2 separate regions of the Homo sapiens genome follow, and region 2 is linked to region 1. The links are chromatin contacts, found by Hi-C or POLR2A ChIA-PET in ENCODE. All regions are on one chromosome and are shown on one strand. Each heading gives the region's core, a stretch centred on a gene start or an enhancer-like site at or near the end of the contact. The rest is flanking DNA. Distances are from core to core; before and after follow the strand shown.

Region 1 (5,310 bases), core at 1,558-4,057:
CTCCCAGGAGTCTGGGCGTGCCCTGAGACAGCTGGGGCTGTGGAAAGGCATGAGCCCTGGGGGTCAGCAGAATGTCTGTGTGCTGGGCTGTGTTCCCGCTTCACTTACTGATTCAGCCAGTCAAGCATCAAGGATTTATTAAGTGCCTGCCATGTACCAGGCGCTGTTCTAGACACAGAGATGCAGAACTGGCAACACAGTCCACGATCTTGCTCTCCTGGGACTTACTTCCCAGTGGGGGCGAGGCAGCAGTTTTAGATAGAGTGTTCTGGGAGGAGCAAGCCACGTGATTGATTCTCTTGAAGGATGTGTCCGGGGGAGTGACCCCCCAGGTGGGGCCTGTGTGTGTTTGGGCTTTGGGGGGAATGGGAGAGTGGAAGGAGCTGAGGTCACTGAGGCATCAGGAGGCCAATTTGTGTAGGACCTGGTAGCAGGAGAATGACATGCTCTCTCTCTGGCTGCTATTGGGGAAGAAGACTCCAGGGAGGAAGGTGGGAACCCTTCCTTGATGTGGCGTGCTGAGCCTTGAACCCCAGCCTTGCTGCTGATGGCCAGAGGATGCCTGAACAGGTGCCTCAGCCTTTGAATGCTTCCTTTTCCTCTCCTGCAAAACCGCAAGGGCCACCATGAGAACTAGGTGAGACCACAACAGCCCCTCGCTGGCGGGCTGGATGGTGTGCTCAGCAGGGCGCGTTGTAATTAGTGTGATGAGCATGAAGGCCGTGAGGGCAAATCCCAGGCAGAGTGTGCGCTGCCTTTCATGCTCCCCTGCAAATCAAAAGTGTTCTGCTCTCTGCCCCCAGCACTGGGGCCTGCATGTCACCTCCCATCCTTCTCACGCACCCTCATGTCACTGTGGCTGGGAGTCCCATGAGGGCACGTGGCGCCCAAGGCCCTTCCACAGCAGGAGGCAGATGTGCAGGGGCTACGGGTTTCTGCTGCTTCTGACAGGCTGTCAAGGCCAATGTCCTGATGCCCTGGTCTGATGGGGAGGAACGAGTGCCTTGAGGACACTGAGGAGGGCCCCCCTGGCCAGCATGGGTATGCAGGGGAGCCTTCCTGGAGTTGGGCAGTCCATGATGAGAAGGAGAAGTTCTTAGGTTGCTGGTGGTGGTGAAATGAGAGGACGGGTGATCCAGGCATCAAGCACATTTTCATGTCTTTGAAATACCAGCATAAGAGAAGCAGGGGTGGGTGAGAGGGATTGAAGAATCAGAGCGGCTGTAGCTGGAGCTGGAGTAGGGTGGGGACAGACCAGATCACAAAGCATGGACTGAAGGGGTGAGACAGGAGGGCGGGGGAGCTGTGGGCAGGCTGTCGCAGGCACGTAGGCAGGAAGGGCCCTCGGGGGCCATCAGTGACTTAATGATTTTTACCATGTGCTAGATCCCAAGCTAAGCATGTTACATGCATAGTCTATCTAATCTTCAGTTTTATGAAGTGGGTTCTCCTGTTATACCCATTTCGCAGATGAGAATATTGAGGCTCAGATAGGTTAAATAACTTGACTGTGGTTTCATGCACAGCCAGGAACTGTCCATTTGGGATTTTTAATGCAGGCAGACAGAAGACAAGTTTTGTGTTTTGAACTTGTCACTCTGCCATCACCTTCTGGTCTCCAGGCTCTCGCAGCAGCTCTCTGCCCATTCCGTCATCCATAACGCTCTCGCAGCAGCTCTCTGCCCACTCCGTCATCCAGAACGGGATTGTACGATGAAGCCTCCCCTAGGTGATCTTTGGGAAATGCCACCCATCTCTGGAAGTGAGGGATGCTGGTGGTTACAGCTGGGTGGGAATCCCAGCTCCGCGACTCACCTGCTGGGTGTGATATTGTAACCCTGCCGATCCTCAGCTTCCTTATCTGCAAAATGTTAGTTATGGGGAGGAAAGGAGATAGAGGTAAAGCACCAGGCAGGTAGCACAGTGCCAGGCACCCGGAAACGACCCAGTGACGGTGCTCCTCGGATTCCTATTACTGCCCTCGTTTGCCAAGGCAGGGTGGTGACACCGCGGACCCAGGGGGTGCCTGGCCAGGCCCAAACAGGTGCCAGCGGCGCGTGTGTGTGGAGGAGCTGGGGACAGGGAGTATGAATCATTCACAACTGAAGCCTTGCATTATTAATATCGTTATTCTCAGACTTCTAAGGAGGGCCCAGCTGGATCCCATATATGGAAGGCGCGACTCAGCCTCCGGGGCAAGCACCTCCCTGGGTCCGGAGTTGCCATGGAGTCCCGCAGGCGGCCTGGAGGCGGTGCCCCGGGCTCGGCCCCCGCGCAGGTCCTTGGTCTGCGGCCTGGGTCCTGCCCGCGCCGGGGTCCACCCAGCCCGCCTTTGCGCCGGCCCAGGGCCGCTCCCCTGGGACCCTGGGGGACAGACAGAAGCTGGTGGGGACTGGCGCGGGCGTCCTCGGGAGAGCGCCGGGCGCGCTGGGCTTGCTGAAGGGCTCCAGGCCTGGCCATTCGGTGACTTCCAAAGAGGGGACGCGCCGCGGGGCCCCGAGGGCCTGAAATCCGCTCCCGCAGCGCAGCCCCGGGCGCGCCACTACCCCCGCCGCGGTCGACTGCGGGGCGACCGCTCGGTCCCGAAGCCGGGAGAGGAGAGGCCGGGCCTCGGCGGGCCGCTCTGGGCGGGCGGGGAGCGCAGCTCCGGAGCCAGGCAGTTCCCCGCGCCCGCCTTCCCCGACCTTTCCCGGCCGGCCCGAGCTCGGAGGGGCGGGGCGCCGGGCGGGCCGGGGCGGGGCCCGGGGAGGAGCCGTGGCTGCGGCGGCTGCCGCGTCAGAGCAGCGCTCCCGCTGCCCGGCGGCTCAGACACGGCCCGAGCGCCGCCGCGGACGCGGACAGAGACCCGCACGGGCACGGGCGCTGCGCTGGAGGCTCCCCTCGCGGTCCGGGGCTGCGCGACCATGGCGGACAAGGAGGCCGGCGGCAGCGACGGGCCCCGAGGTGAGCGCAGGCTGCGGGTCCTGCGGCCGCGGCTGGCGGGGCAGGGAGGGAGGAGGCGCGCTTGGCCCAACGCTCCGCACCCCCTCGCGCGCCGTGGAAAAGTGGGGACGCCCGCGCTGCATCCAGTTCTGGCGGGCGGGGCCGGGGTCAGCAGCAGCGGGGCCGGGGGCCGGGGTCCGGTGGACCGGAGACGGCCCGCGGGTCACATGTTCTGCGCCCCGCCAGGGTGCGGACTCCGCGGCGGGGACTGCAGCCCCCGCTGAGGCGCCTGGTTGGTCCCTGCCTCGGGTGGCGCCTCCTGCGGGGCTGGTCGCGCGTGCGGGTGAGGACCGCCCCGCGTGTGCAGCCCCCGCGCGATGGGCTGCGGAGGCCGGCGCTGGCTGGGTAAAGGGCCCGCCGCCGGGTGGCCGGGTGGCCCCAGCGGGTAATTTTCGTGACTCAGCGAGGCAGGAGTGGGAGCCTGGGGGAAATCGGAGATTTGGACCTGTTCCCTCGCCCCATCCCACCCCGGCCGGACGCTCGAGCCAGGAGTGGGGGCTGCAGCTGCGGCCGAAGGGCTTCTCACCCACCTCCCCGCCCATCCCCAGGGACTCACTGGGCTGGGGAAGGGTGAAGCGGCGGGGGTTCGATGGTCCCTTCCTTGCGGGGGGCAGGGGGAGGCACCCAGTGCGGAGGACAGACGCTCGCATTTTGCAGATGTGCTAGGGCCGCTTTCTTTGGGGAGCGTGATTAGGGCTCCGAAGGGTGGGGGAGCCGGAGAGGACGGGGAAGGGGGTTGCGGGAAGAGGACGAGCAGGTTTCGGAGCCCAGGGCTGTAAATCAAGGCTTCTCCCACGGAGGGCCCGGCTGGCCAGGATTCCAGTCTTCCTGTGGGTCCCAAGTGGGGAAAGTTGGGCGCATGGAGGCGCCGCGCGTCCCTGACCTGCAGGGCCTCGGCGAGAGCGGCCGCCGGGGAGAGGAGCGCGGCCCAGGCATCTTTCCCGGGAGCGACAGGCAAGCCGCCTGCGAGGATGATATTAAAATGCCGGGACGCAAGGGAGATTCAGCCACGAAACGAGCGCTTGGCTCTGCGGGGCCCCAAAAGCTGGAGAAACTGAGTCCAGTGGCAGCACAGCCACCATCTGCGCTGGGTTCCCTGTCTTGCTGTCGGGCCTGCGGCCCCCACCCTCTGCTGCACTCCAAGCCGCACCTGCCCCCACCCCAGCCCATTGTTCCTGCGGATCAGGGAGGTGCCTCCCCACGCGGCACTGCAGTGGTGGGGGAGTGCAGGGTGGCGGGTGGGGGATCCTGACAGGGCTCACTCCAGGGAGAGGCAGCGGAGAGCCCAGGCCGTCCCCAAACACACACCCAGTCCCCGCCTGTACTCTTCCTCAGCTGGTGAACGCAGGCAATGGACTGGCAGCTGTCTTTGTCTGAACATCACTCAGCAACTGGATTGACTCTTTTTTTTTTTTTTTTTTTTTTTTTTACTTTTTTCCTTTAAGTCAGAAAATAAAAAAATTTTTAGGACGATAAGTAGGGGCGTTGAATTGCTAAAGCCTGAGAATTACTGAGCCAGTTTCTTGCCTCTCATGCTGGGATAGGGTGGGCGATGATACCAAATACAAGGTTGGGCATAGGATTTGTCAAATCAGAAGTGGGCAGGAATGTGTACCCACTCCCCACACCTTTCCCAACACTGTTTTGTCTTGTAAATCAAATTCAGCACCCCTATCCTAACACACACACACACGCACACACACACACACACACAGACACACACACACACACACACACACACACACACACACACGGTGCTGGGAGAAATCCTGTCCAGGATGGGGACACCCATACCTGGTGTGCCGAGCCACCTGCCACCGCTCTTCTGCGTTTGTTCTGGAGTATTTGTTTCTTCACTTCCAGTCATCTCCAGCTCAAGGTGGCCAGTGAGAATTCCAGGTGCATGGACTTAGGACAGAGACCAACCTGAAGAGCGGGCTGTCCCTGGCAGCTCACTGTGCCTCTGGGCACCTCTCCCTTTATCTGTAAAATGGAGGATGTGAATAGTATTGCATAGGAGCAGAGTTGGCTTGCCCCTGGCCCCTACACTTATTTCTAAGGTTTCCTCATTGCTGGGAAAAGAGCGTGCATTATTTTATTGTTTTAAAGGCTCACAACAAACCTGTTACCAGCATTCTCCCCTTCCTGGGTGGGAAATCCAAACACAGGTTGAGTGACCTATCCAAGGTCACACATCTGGGAAGTGTTGTTTGGGACCCAGGCCATCTGATTCCAGGGCACCAACCTGTGCATACAGCCCTTATGCATGTGTGCAGTGGTTACCACTCTATTAAGGACATAAAAAAATGGTTGTGCTTCCTGGGAAGG
Region 2 (5,310 bases), core at 1,210-3,709, 260 kb before region 1:
CTCTAATAGCCCTCCTAATAATTCATACCATGTCCTCAAGTGAATGCCATATTGTATTTCAGGAGTTTTTTTTTTTTTTTTTTTTTTTTTTGAGATGGAGTCTCACTCTGTCACCCAGGCTGCAGTGCAGTGGCAGAATCTCAGCTCAGGAGCCTTTTCTAATTTTAAGGAGGATAAATGGGATTAATTGCAAGAGGCCGCAGATTTAGTATGGAACCAAAAGTTTGATTATAGATTTGATAATTAACTCATTCTTAAACTCCAGAAATACTATCTAACTACTGTATAATTGGAGTAGACAAATCAGCCATTAAAAAAAAATGGAACTTTGTGAACTAAGCCAAATATTTAATGGGCACTCTGCTTGTATTTGGTAGAGTGAGAGAGAATGAGTCAGGATGACTCATCAGGTTTAACAGGTTTCCCAACTGCTGGACAAAAGCTAAATGTCCATTATTTTTCATTAAAATCTCCCGGATTTTTTTATTATTATCTCCTGGGGATCTTCATGGCAGCTATCTGCAACTATCTTGAATTATCTTACGCATACCTAGGGAAAGGGCTGAATAATACAATCCCATATCAAAATTATTTTTAAACTTTAAACATTTTAATACACTGTATTAAAAAATACTATGCTGCCCTTTTAGATCATTCTACCCCTAAATCACTCATGCTAAAGTACTATATTGCCATTTTAGAGAAAGAGAAAGCAGTGCTACCATTTTTTTTTTCAAAATTTTAGTTAGCATGTAGTGAGTATCAGAAAGACACTAGTTACAGGATTTACCCATATCTCAACCTCACTCTACAACTATCATGGAGAAATGAACACAAGAAATGGAGCTGGGCACTTCCATAAAACAGCAATTGAGGAATGAGCAGCACTGTGCTGTTGCTGTACCCAAACTAAGAGCTTAGAGGTAGTGAGAAAAACCAAGCTGTGCAATAAGTCTAATTCAGTTTGGACTTATCTCCCATGCTTAATGATCAGTGTAAAAGAACTGCAACCTTCAGCTTATAGTCAGCAACCACAACCCCTTTCTCACAGACCTGTAATTTTTTTTTTTTTTTTTTTTTGAGACGGAGTCTCACTCTGTCACCCAGGCTGGAGTGCAGTGGCGCGATCTCGGCTCACTGCAAGCTCCGCCTCCCGGGTTCACGCCATTCTCCTGCCTCAGCTTCCCGAGTAGGTGGGACTACAGGCGCCTGCCACCACGCCCGGCTAATTTTTTGTATTTTTAGTAGAGACGGGGTTTCACCGTGTTAGCCAGGATGGTCTCGATCTCCTGACCTCGTGATCTGCCCGCCTTGGCCTCCCAAAGTGCTGGGATTACAGGCGTGAGCCACTGTGCCCGGCCACAGACCTGTAATCTTTATTAAAAACAAAAAAACAAAAAAAAAACAAAAAAAAACTGCATTATAAATTCTGGACTTGGTGTTTTGTTAATCTTCCTCTATTAAATCCTTACAACTCTTCCTTGAGAGTAGGTATCACTATTCTTCCTATTCTTCAGATGAAGTTCAAAGATGCAGGAGACTTGACCAAAGGTTAGCTCGCAACTAGGGGTTGGGGAGAAGCACCTTTGAAACAATGCAGACCTGCCACTTCTCTCCTGGGCATGGTCTAACACAGACATGAGTTCAAATAGTTCAGAGGGCAGTGAACTGGGACAAACGCTTGGCTTAACTGCCAGCCTCTGCTGCCCGGGGGCTGCGTGACCTTCGGCATTCGGACTGCAGTGGCACCCTCTCTAAAGGGAAGGTCATCCCGCCACCAACCAGATGATCTGCAAGGGCCCTCCAGGCCCCACCATCCACGTGCAGCAGGGTCCACGTTCTGACCACCTGGCAAACCTGGTGCGATGGGGGAAAGCTAGCCAGGGCCCTCCTTCACTCACGGCATGGTCATTTAAGTAGCTGGGCGGCCTGATTCGATCCTTGTCTCCTCTTCAAGGTGCAAAATGTACCACCCTGGGCCCGCCCCTGTGGGCAGCTAGGTTTTGCAACCGCGCCCCCAGAGTCTACTGCGGGAAAACTAGGGAAGAAGCCCAGGCGTTCATGGCTCATTGCGTCCCGCTCTACCTCTGTGGTTCTTTGGGAGCGACCCCCGGGAAGCGTCCAAAGTGGAGTTCCCACACACGCTGCGAACCCACAGCCGGTTTTCTCTGAACTCGCGTCCCTGAGTCCGGGAGGTGGAGGCGGAGAAAAGGGTGCGGAGCGACCCCACGCAGGGCCGCCCCCCCTCCCACCAGCGCGTCCTGCCGCGCCGGCAGCCACAGGCTGGCATAGCGGCTGCCGACCCGCCCTCGTTCCTCCACCCCCTGAACGGGACTGCTGGGCCCGCCCCGCCCCGCCTGCAGGTGAAGCGGCCGCAGCCGCCGAGTAGGTGCGTGGGGATGATCTCACTCGCGCGCTCCGCGCCAGGAGGAGGAGGAGCGGGAGCGGATCCAACTTCCGGGTAGTGGAGCCGCAAGCCACCGGCATCTTGCTTTTTCTTCCCCCTCCTCCTGTGTGCCCCGCGCCGCTCCCTCTTTCCCTTTTATTCCCGGCCCCACCCGCCAAAATGAACAGCTCGGACGAAGAGAAGCAGCTGCAGCTCATTACCAGTCTGAAGGAGCAAGGTAGGCAGCACGCGGGCGCCAGGTGTGGGCAGCCGCGGCCCGTGGGCGGGGACGGCCCCAGGGCGCTGGGGCCAGGGCAGTTGGAAGCCGGGCGGGAGACGTGGCGGCCGCCGTGGTCACCGCAGTAGCTCCGTCACCCGCAGAGAAGCGTCCTCCGTGGCCGGCGCGCCTGGGAAAGCTCTGGACCGAGGATAACGCGGAGTGTCGGGGCTAGTCAGGCCCCGCAGCTCGAGACCCGCTGCCCGCTGGTTGCGTTTGCTGGCGATCGGGGGCTGGGGGAAGGGACGAGGATTCAGTGCGGACGAGGTTGCACAGTGCCACCTTCCTTGCCGGAGAAGCGGGTGGGGCAGGATATTTTGGCTGCTTTGGGCGGCTCAGCTAGCTTGGCCCCACCCTTACACATTTGTTGGCGCTGGGTGGCCTGTAGGGCTGTTTCACACCCTTCCCAGCTTTTCGTTTGGATTCGGTCTAGTTCCTCTTTCCTTGCCCAGCTGGGATTTTCAGGCCATAATTTTTTTTTTAATCACTTCTCAATTTTAGCAGTTTATTAGTCAGCAAGGTCAACATCCTGCCAGTGTTGAGCTTTCAGAATTAACAGGGTTGACGCTGGGCGAAGGAGAGCCAGGCCATGCGCACGCATTTCTGTACTGCTTGGTAACTGGGGATTATCCTTTAATAAAGACCTGCTTCAGTCAATCATTTTTTTCATCAGTTACCACACTTCTGAACCAAACCAGATCAACAACCAAATGCTAACCTATCACATTTAAACACTTATCATTATTACCCTGACCAAAGGGTGGTCTGCGAATGTGGGTCAAGACAGGGAGGAACCAGCCGGGTGCGGTGGCTCACGCCTGTAATCTCAGCAATTTGGGAGGCCGAGGCAGGTGGATCACCTAAGGTCAGGAGTTCGAGACCAGCCTAACCAACATGGAGAACCCCTATCTCTACTAAAAATACAAAATTAGCCGGGCGTGGTGGTGCATGCCTGTAATCCCAGCTACCCGGGAGGCTGAGGCAGGAGAATCGCCAGGAGGCGGAGGTTGCGGTGAGCCAAGATGGCGCCGTTGCACTCCAGCCTGGGCAACAAGAACGAAACTCCATCTCCAAAAAAAAATAATAATAATAAATAATAAAGAAATAAAGGGAGGAACCATACAGATTTAAAGGAAGTAAAAATGTGTAGGAACATGTACTTTTCTGAATGTCTTGCTGACAAGACCATGTAATGGAAGGATCCCTGCTCTGTGGCAAAACCTGGTATTTAGTTGCAGCTCTTTCACTTCTCTTGGCCCAGCTCACCTGCTCTGTGAACTTGGAGGAGTCTCTTTCCTTCCGTGGATCTTCTGGTCAATCAAGGCCGACCTGACTAAAGGCGAGGGTGAAACTGGAGGACTTTCTGAGGTCCTGTCCAGTACTCTTACCTGTTGTTGCGTAAAACCACAGACACCGTTGGGAAGTGCTCCCGGATTCCTCTGAAGCCACACTCTGGCAAACAAATTTCAACATTACTGTTTACTGTGTGACCCTGGGGAAATTATTTAACCTCTGAAATGGACATAACACATTCTTCTGTGATATCCAGCATCTAGAAAGTGCTGGATAAATGTTAGTCTCTTTGGCCTTCCCAGCACCTTTACCTGGCATCCTAGATTAGCCTGAGGTCATAAAGTCACAAGCATCAGTGAATTTAGTGGGTGGACAGAATGCCTTTATCTGAAGTTTCTCAAGTGTTTTAGCGAGGGACTGGATTCTACTGACTGGTATTTTATATTTAATACACCTTCGCCCAACCCAAAACATTAAAACTTGATTCATATTCTAGATTTGTGGAGCTTTCATTATAGGTAATATCTGTCAGTGGATATCAGATCTTCTTATGGTTGGTCAGTTTTCGAATAATGATAAACATAAAAAAATTTTCCCTTTCATTTCTTGTATAATCAAGGGTCGATTAACAATGTAGATAATCTGCAAATTGCTTATATTTGATTTCGGAACACATTCTCCATTCCTATGTTGGGTTTGAGGCCTGACAAAAAGGATTTCTATATTTGTGGCTCTTTCTCCTATTGCATTGTATTGGAAAATAAACAAATCCTTGGCATTGGTATTTTTAGAGGATATATTTCCTTGATTAAGTGCATATGAAAGGTAATAGAACAGTTAGATATTCAAAGTTGTGTTTCTTAAAAGGTACACTTTTGGGGATAGTGAGTCTAGTTACAAAGGTGTTGGGATTTTTTCAGCCCACAGTGTGATTTTTATACATTTCAAAACCAGGTAGTTTGCTTGTCATTGGATCACAGACTGTGGAAACAATTTACTTCAAAAGTGTTCAGTTACTGTTTGACCTGTAGAACTAATTGGGAAGCTAGGGATTTGGAAGAACAGGTAACTGGGTCTTTGAGCATTTAACAGTACATACTATGATCAATTTTGTAAGCTGATGGTTGCATGGTTTATTTTTGAAAATAGTAATTTTTACTACCTGTTACTACCTTTTTACTCACAATGTTAATATTCTGAGTGATAATTCCACTACCCCTATTTAGTGTGAGCAAGAAGAACCACTATTTATCAAATATGTTATTTTCCCTTAATAATGCTGAGTAAACATATTTATTCATTCCTTCAACAAATACTTATCAAGTACCACCATATGTCAGGTCCATGTGGTAGG

What was found. A loop is a pair of places that touch in the nucleus more often than their neighbours do. ChIA-PET counts read pairs that join two places held with the same protein, here RNA polymerase II (POLR2A). Pooled maps may share reads with other maps.
Region 2: a pooled map shows a loop between it and region 1 (2.7-fold over the local background). The contact joins the promoter of SHTN1 here to the promoter of HSPA12A in region 1. A Hi-C loop is called at or near these places in 1 of 168 maps with a recorded cell type or tissue (lower leg skin) and 3 of 50 pooled maps. POLR2A ChIA-PET finds 5 or more read pairs at or near these places in 1 of 52 experiments (Caco-2).

Annotation. Positions count from the first base shown.
Region 1 is chr10:116,740,063-116,745,372 of GRCh38, reverse strand. It overlaps HSPA12A (heat shock protein family A (Hsp70) member 12A), which reads left to right and starts at 2,807. Exons shown (of 12, transcript NM_025015.3): 1 at 2,807-2,943. The coding sequence starts at 2,904. RefSeq lists enhancers at 1,534-2,237, 2,238-2,942 and a silencer at 2,493-2,942.
Region 2 is chr10:117,002,336-117,007,645 of GRCh38, reverse strand. SHTN1 (shootin 1) reads left to right here and starts at 2,459. Exons shown (of 17, transcript NM_001127211.3): 1 at 2,459-2,624. The coding sequence starts at 2,567. RefSeq lists silencers at 2,283-2,362, 2,593-2,702, 2,574-2,868 and an enhancer at 2,683-3,376.